2 separate regions of the Homo sapiens genome follow, and region 2 is linked to region 1. The links are chromatin contacts, found by Hi-C in ENCODE. All regions are on one chromosome and are shown on one strand. Each heading gives the region's core, a stretch centred on a gene start or an enhancer-like site at or near the end of the contact. The rest is flanking DNA. Distances are from core to core; before and after follow the strand shown.

Region 1 (4,029 bases), core at 844-3,343:
AGGCTGAGACAGGGGAATCGTTTGAACTCGAGAGGCGGAGATTGCAGTGAGCCGAGATCATGCCACTGCACTCCAGCCTGGTGACAGAGTGAGACTCTGTCTCACCAAAAAAAAAGAAAAAAAAAATCTGGATTTCCATTTTCCCTTGAAAATTATAATAATCTAATAACACAGGTCCTGCATTCCCACATGACAACTGGCTAGAGCTGAGTAGTGACCTCCTCCAGACATTTTCCACTTTTTATCTTGTCCATTTATTTAGGTAACCTGCCTGGTAGTCCTCTATAAACATCACAGTTTATAATCCTTGCACCATTCTATGCTTTAATACAACAGTGTATTATTATTTAAGTACTAATACAAGTTATATGTATAAATATGAATAGGATTTTTTTTTTCAATGACTAACAGTTTTCCTAGGACTTCAGCTGAGACCATGAAACATAGAAGTGGAGAAAAGAAGGAATGCATTACTGAAGGAAAATCAATAAATACGGAAGCTGGGAATGAGCTCAGTTTCTTTTGGCAACAGGATTAGTTAAGGTTGGGACCTTATTGTGAAGACCCTTAAAAGCCAGGATGAAGTGTTTGAGGTTTTCTATAGCAGTTATTAAAAGTGTTTGCAAAAAGGAATAAGACAGTAGCTCCTGAAAACTTTTATATATGACAAATACAAAAGAATGATTTTACTTTTTCCAAAAAAGTGGAAATGACTAAGATAATGTCTACTTACTTTAAATGAACTTCAGTTTGGGAATGTATTGCTTCTCCCAACACATTTCCAGTTTCATCCACCACAGCAGCTGCTGTATCATCACAACTAGTTTCAATTCCCAATACTATTTTATGAAGAAATAGTGTTCCAGGATGAAAATTAAAACTTCTTAAAAATTCATAAACTTTCCTTTTTGATGGTTTAAAAAAAACTCCTGCAGTCTTAGTCAAGATTAGCATACTTACTCTATAGATAATTCCTGAAAAAGAATTACAGAAACAACTTATTATTTGCAACTGACATTAGCCAGCTTATTTTTCAATATATAGTTTTACAGAATTACAGGAAAGTTTGTAAAAGTCACCAAAAGTTTGTAAAGGCTATAGCAACATGGGAATATAAATAATATTATGAATGAATATAATGTTCTCCAAGGGGGAAAACAGGGGTCAGATATAAAATTTTTTAGTATTATTATTACTTGCATGCTGTTCCTACCAAAAGACTTACTATTAAGACAGCTAATATAAAGTACAATAATTGATAGAGTCCTCTGAAAAGTGCTATTTATTTTTTGACAGCTAAAATTAAGACAAAATGTGGATTTTCTAAAAAGAATCAAACAACAAAGGCAGATGGAACAGATAAAAATACTGTTAATGTATTCCATCTCCTAAAAACATCTTTCAAAATAAAACTGGATCATTTGGTTCAAAAACAAGAGTTAACATAAACACACACACGCCAACTGCAACCTAACACCTATTTTATCCTTAATTGCAATCTTTGGAATTAAATCTCCACTTTTTGCTACAGGTTTTGTCATAACAAGGATCTTCCCAAATCCTTTTCCCCCAAAATAATAGCAGCCCATCACTAAAGCACACTAGTATTTTCACACTGCGAAGCACCTAATTTTATGCCCCCAGATCATCCGTTCTAAAACTTTCTGGGTGTTAAAGCAGGGCCTTTCTCCACCACACTAAAGGGACACGGCATCCCAGGGATTAGAGATGAGCGACCTATTTGCAGAAGGCAGTTGCGGGCAGTGCAGCCCAGACAGACACAACCTAGAGGAATTAGATTTGCATTAACAAAATCTGGACAAGGAGGATTGTACGAAGCACTACCCTTTCGGGCCAAGAAAGCTGCAGGCTGAACCCACGTGACTTGGGTAGCGCTGGTCTCCTGTCGGCTGTAAGGCGGCGACGGGCGCAAACTGGAACCGCTTTTCCAGGTGCGCAAAAGCGTCAGTGGGGTGAAGAGTGAGCAATTTCACCCACCTTCCACTTGGGCGGCAGTAGCTAGCACTTGTCTCCTTTCCCTACTAAAGACTGTCGACTGCCCTTATCGCTGCAGGAGAAAGCCCGAACCTGGCGCCCGGAAGTGATGTCATCGGAACTGTGCAAGGTCCCGTCCAGAGCTGGCTGCTGTTCCGCTAGCGAGCGGCATGCTTAGTGAAGAAAAGCTTAAAGGCCGTCTTTGCCCAAAACGCTCTCTGTGCGCACCTGCATTTCCCCCAGATTTGCAGGTGATGAGAGTTCTGTAAAATTACACAGCTAGTGACTGATCCAGCGGAGGCCGAATACAGGTTTGTCTGACTACACAACATCAAGTTCCAAACACTAAGCTACATTAAAAAGAAATTTTTTTTTTGCCCTTGGCTGGAATTTGGTTGCTACTGTGAGAAAAGGATGGGGTAGATTATTCGTCATTCATTTTTAAGGGAACTATCATCAAATCTAAACTTAGGGGTGAGGTACCTGATACTTTCATCGGAGAAATAGGATGGAATCTAGCGGCGCCCCCTAGCAGGGTTACCAAAGAACGGAAGTGTTTCTCATCGGACAGTGTAAACCGTTTCTCCCACTTCACTAGGAAGAAAGGGGCTGGCTTATTTTTACAATTAAAAAAAAAAAAAATCGGGAGACTGAGGCAGGAGAACTGCTTGAACTGGGACCCGGGAGGCGGAGGTAGCAGTGAGCCGAGATCGCGCCACTGCACTCCAGCCTGAGCTACAGAGCGAGACTCTGTCTCAAAAAAAAAAAAAAAAAAAAAAAAAAGGCTGTGGTAAATATTCAGTTGCCTTAAACCATCCTATTTTCATAATGCATTATGTTGTCCTTCCTTACTATGTACATGAAATTCAGCATGGTATGTTTTCAAAGTCTTGCACCTGCTTTTTTTTTTTTTTTTCTTTTATTGGTTTGTGAACTTTGTTTTGAACATTGGACAGATTTATTCCAAGAGTCAGGCTTTTCCCCTGCTGGTATTTAAGATTTTAGTAAGCAAGGACCTTAGAATCCACTGTTGTACAGGGCTGGCATATATACCTGCACTTTGCACGTTGTGAAGCTCTGGGTATAAAAGATGAGTAAATCCCATAACAACATGTTGGGAAGCCACAGAGTACAGTCTAGAGGTGGATACAGATAAATAAGTAAATAATTACCAGAATATGGTTGAGGTTTTTTATTTGGAACTTATGTTTTTCAAAAATTTCATTTATGTGTAACAATAATGATAAAGTGGCACTATGTACCAGGCACCTGCTGTAGATTAATTTCTTTCAAAATCCCATGAAATAGTTTCTGTCCTCATTTTACAGGCAACTGGGCCACAGAGTTTGGGTGCTTTGGAGGTCACACAACTAGGAAAAGCAAAGCTAGGATTAGAAGTCAGGACATCTGGCACTGGAGTCTGTTTTCTTAACTGCTAGAAGAGAAAATAACTCACATTTTCTCTAGGGTGCACTGTTGGCCTAAACAAGGGAAAAAAGAAAAATTAAAACCTAAAAGTTAAGAAAAATTAGTCATACGGTTAGAGAGGTCAGAGCTTATTTCTGTTATACACTGGAATCCAGTTTGAACATAAAACCTTTCACATCAGGTATTATTTTTCTTACAATTCCAATTATGTTCAGCAAGTATATCCCAATGCTCTTCTGTGCTGTCAAGACAAGCAAGATCCTATTGTGTGTGCTATCATTGGTAGATTCCTCGTCTAGGCACTCTTGGCCAGTGTTGAGTCCGAATGCTGTTATTATGTGAAACAGGAGAACTCTAGGGCACATTAGTATGGAATTTTATCTTTCCCTTGACCGAATATATGTAAAGTGGCACTTATACAAGTCCCATGTATTTAGCAAAGATATACATTTTTTATGTTCTCTATTGTAACATAGGAGAGGGTTATTGGGGGAAAGGCATGTATGCTCTCTGAGGCCTGTCTGTACTTTTATGCAGATAGTTAGAATGCCACTCATGGGCATTCTCAAAAAATATGGCCTATGTAAGTTCAACATAAATCGAGAG
Region 2 (4,341 bases), core at 641-3,140, 1.4 Mb after region 1:
TTATGTTTTCCAAAGTCAAATTTTTGGTTGTTTTCTCAGCAATTCTAAGTCAAGTAAAAACACCAAACCCCCTTTTACATGATTAATCACCATAACATTTCAACATATCTCATAGATAGGCTAAGGTTTCCTTTTGCCTATAGAACACCAGGGTAATTTCATATATTTCATATACATATTCTTTGGGTTTTAAGTAGAATCATTTTGAGCACCTTTTCCCTGAGCTCCTGGTAAATGACTTAAAATTTATAAAAAAACGTGTTGCCAATGTTTTGCTAAAGAGAAAGCAAGTGGGAAAAGAAGTAATGTTTTATTTGCATATCATTTTATATTTATGAAAACCTTTACACTTTACAATTCTAGGCATATTGTAAATGCTCAATCAATGCTTGTTAAATGAAGAATGAGTGGCACTCCTGACATTGCTATGAATATGGTAGGTGGATATAAGTAGTATGTCAACTTTAAAAAGGAAAAACTTGAAGATCAAATAGGCGAAATGACGCCTGCCTAATGTGTGAGGCTTCTAAGGGACAACCTGAGGTTTCCTGAGTCTGAACCATTTGTTTTTCCAGATATCGGATGTATATATATTCCATCGGATGTGTATATATTCCACACAAAATTGGAACATTTGTTCTCATGCTACTATCAACATTGTCCTATCTATCAATTTATTTTAGTTAATGACAACAGAGAACATGAGTTGAAAATAGCATTACAGTTTTTCATCATACTATTGTTAAACCCCCGCTATGATTTGGATGAAAAATCTATTTTCTAACTAAAACTTACAGGTAGATGGGAGGAATAAGTTCTAGTGCTGTAACACTAGGATGAATATGGTTAACAATAACTTAGTGTATATTTTCAAAAAGCTAAGAGGATTTTGAATGTTCACAACACAAAGTAATGATAAATGTTTGAGGTGATGGATATGCTGAATATCCTTTGATCATAACACATTGTTCATATTTATTGAAATATCACTGTATATTCCATAAATATTTACAATTGTGTGTCAAATGAAAATAAAAGGAAAATTAAAAAAAATAAAAATAAACACCGAAAAAAATCACTACTAAGATCTGAGTCTTTCGGAGAGCTGAATTCAAAGCTGAAAAAAGGAAGAAGAAGGAATACATAGTCCTAGGACATTTTCTATTGCAGCCTCTGGGAACGCCTTTAGACATCCTTCAGCAGGTTTCTTTGCTTTCACTCTCTAGGGGCTACTTCTTTCTCATGAAAACTGTGACGTTGCTTCTGAAAACTCAGTGCCTGTCTGTCCTTTTTGCGTGCATTTCCTAGAAGATCCCACTAAAGGGGCATTTTGTCCCACCGTCTGTGAGCTGGTGGTGCCGCTTTGGCTCTGTGGCCTGTAGCTTGCAAAAGGAGATGACCTGCCCTAAAATGTCACTCGCGCCCATCAAAGCCACAGTCACCGGCTGCCGTAGCTGCAAGCTTTTTTCTGAAATCCAGGTACGCTAATCTAAAGTCAGACATCACAGCTCTAGAGAAGCTGGCTAAGAAAGTGAAGAGGGGCTCACTTTCAGCCTCCGCGAGGACACACCTCCGCAGCCGCCGCAGCTCCCCTGGCCCCCGCAGGGAGATTCGCCCGGGCACCGTGGCGCGGGCCTGCGGAGCGGTTTCCGCGGAGAACCCGTGCCAGGGCGCATCTGTGGGTCGTGGAGTCGGGCGCTTCCTTCTATAATAAGCCTCCTCAGGAAGGTTAAAATGAAGCAATTGTCAAAACGCCAAGGGAAAGCAAAGCTTCAGAGTATCCTGCATAATAAGCATGTCCTCCTTACAAGAGGCAGCCAGAAGGTGTGGTCTGGCCACTTACCTAGCGCTCTCTCAGCACAGGTCCCAGGCAGTGCTCAAGTCCAAAGTCAGAAGCGCCCCTCACAGTCCCTAGGAGAAAGCCGCTGACGCCATCATCAGTAGGGGATTTGCATTTCTCCTCCCACTTGAGGCTTTCCTGTGCGTCAGTGTTCGAGTCTCTGGGACTTTACTTGGGTCAGTTCCCACCCACTCTATTCTAGAAATGCTAACACGCAGAAACTGCCAGGCTGGAGCCCCTTCACCGGGCGTCCTCTTCCCTCTTATCCCTCCCAGCGGCTCTCGCAACTGCAGGTGGCTCAGCAGTGCCAGGAAAAAGGGGAGGGGCGGGGCATACATTTTCTTCAGTGGTTTCCTTAGACAATCTGAGATCCTCTGCAGAGTTACTTACCTGGAGCCCAGTTCTTCAGCTTCCTCTCTCCCTAGTATAAGGCTCCACTCAGCCTGGTGAACCACCCCTGGGATGGAAGGGATGGGTAGCCAGGATCAAAACACCAAACTCATAGACCTTACTGGGCTCCAATTCCAGCGGGGTCCGCTCACTCCGACGAGGGTGACCTGACCCAGAGGGTTGGGCCAAGTCCTGGGTAGGCCACCAGTGCTTGCCCTTCCTGACCTAGCCTCCTCCTACTCTCCTTGAGTAGCCTTGCCCCTGGTTGCTACGGTGCGTTCTTCTCCCTTTGTGACATCAGCCTGTTCTAGAATCACAGAGTTGGAGGAAGTCTTGGTCCCATCTAATGCTAAATCCTCTTTCATATCTGAAGAGACCCAGTGAGGTGACCAAGAGGACTCAATAAGTTAGCCACGGAGCCCGATAATAGCCCAGGTGTTTCCCTTCCCACTTCAGTGGTCTTTTCATTTCATCTCCTTGTAGTTAGCTCTTAACCCCTTGATTCACAGTAGGGGTTCAATAAAATAAAGAGAAGTCCAGGCGTGTGGCTCACACCTGTAATCCTAGCACTTTGGGAGGCTGAAGTGGAAGGACTCCTTGAGCCCAGGAGTTTGAGACCAGCCCAGGCAACACAGTAAAATCCCACCGTATATTAAAAAATCAATAAAAATGTTTAAGAAAGTAAAAATAGTAAAACAAAGACAAAAATAAAGACAGACAGACAGACTGAAAGAAAGGTAGAAAGTGTCACTCAATTTGGTTATACACATGCTTAGAGCAATATACCAAGGTGAAAGGCCTGCCTCCCTCTTCCCTGACGGGTTTCACACAGGTACACCCTCTGGATTCTTCTCTCCCAGGTGACATTATCATGTGCTTAAACTTACCACCCACCCCCAAATAGGTCAATCAATCCAAAGTCACACTTTCCATATCACTGTAAATTTCCTGGTTAGGTAGGCCTGGTCCCCACTGCTTGTTGAGCAGGCAGTTTCCAGGAGCTTATGCTGCTCTGACCCTACATAAGAAAGTGCCAATTTCAGGCTATTCCATAAGCTACTAAGCAAAGTCTGATTTTCTTCTGGAGAAGCTGTCACTGCCTATAGGAAAAAAATCCAAATTCTTGGCAGTTTAAGTTCTGTACAGTTTGGTCCCAACCTATCCAGGAAACTTTTCTCCCCTATAAGAGCCCATGATGTGACCCAAGCAGTCACCTCAGCTGCCCAGATTAACCTCATATTTCACTACCGAGGCTTTCTTCAACTGGATATTCCTCCCTGAGCCTACCTACTTAGTGAAATCCTATAGTTCTCAGTGAAGACTTCCCGATGACCTGAACCCACAGCAATGTTTCCCTGCTCCAAATTCTTCATACTTCCTGTCCAAACCAGCGCTCTCCAAGAGAAATAAAATGTAAGCCACATATGTAATTGTAAATTTTCTCATAGCCATATTAAAAAGGAAAAAAGCACAGGTGAAATTAATTTTAATATTGTAAATAACCCAATATATACAAGAATCTTAACATTTTGGCATATAATCAATATAAAAAATTATCAATAAGATACTTTGCATTCCTTATTTCATACTCAATCTCTGAAGTCTGGTGTATATTTAGCACTTACAGGGCATGTCAGTTAGGACTAGCCACATTCCAAGCCACATATGGCTAGTGGCTGCCGTGTTGGACAGTGCACATCTAGACCACTTATTTAGCACTTTTCACTTCCTGCCTCATAGTGTTAGTCACACTGGTTTTACATGTCCTTATCATTATCATATTCAATTGTTGAGTGCCTGCTGTACAAAACAGAGTTTGTTCTCCTCCTCCTTTTCAGGGCCTTACCTTGCGGCTTCCACAGCAGTTTTTAAACCTTTTGTTCTCAAGATACCATTATTCCCTTAAAAATTGTTGACAAACCCAAGGAATGTTTGTGTATTACTGTTCTGGATGAAATTTTTATTTACTGTGTTAAAACTTAAATCTGAGAAAAAATTAAAATATGTATTTATTCCTTCAAAATGACAATAATAAACCCACTCCATGTTAAACATGTTTTAAGAAAAACAAATATATCTTCCAACATGAAAAACGTAATGAGAAGAGTGGC

The links. Hi-C counts contacts between places; a loop is a spot of excess contacts on that map. Pooled maps may share reads with other maps.
Region 2: a loop to region 1 is called in a pooled map, with 4 times the contacts of the local background. The contact joins the promoter of STAT4 here to the promoter of OSGEPL1-AS1 in region 1. A Hi-C loop is called at or near these places in 4 of 50 pooled maps.

The regions. Positions count from the first base shown.
Region 1 is chr2:189,760,687-189,764,715 of GRCh38, forward strand. It overlaps OSGEPL1-AS1 (OSGEPL1 antisense RNA 1), which reads left to right and starts at 2,094. Exons shown (of 2, transcript NR_102429.1): 1 at 2,094-2,306. It overlaps OSGEPL1 (O-sialoglycoprotein endopeptidase like 1), which reads right to left and starts at 2,106. Exons shown (of 9, transcript NM_022353.3): 1 at 1,999-2,106; 2 at 734-974. The coding sequence starts at 954. It also overlaps a transcript of ANKAR not described here and a transcript of ORMDL1 not described here. RefSeq lists enhancers at 1,589-1,748, 2,035-2,781.
Region 2 is chr2:191,149,104-191,153,444 of GRCh38, forward strand. It overlaps STAT4 (signal transducer and activator of transcription 4), which reads right to left and starts at 1,891. Exons shown (of 24, transcript NM_003151.4): 1 at 1,844-1,891. RefSeq lists a silencer at 1,531-1,580 and enhancers at 2,051-2,100, 2,231-2,310.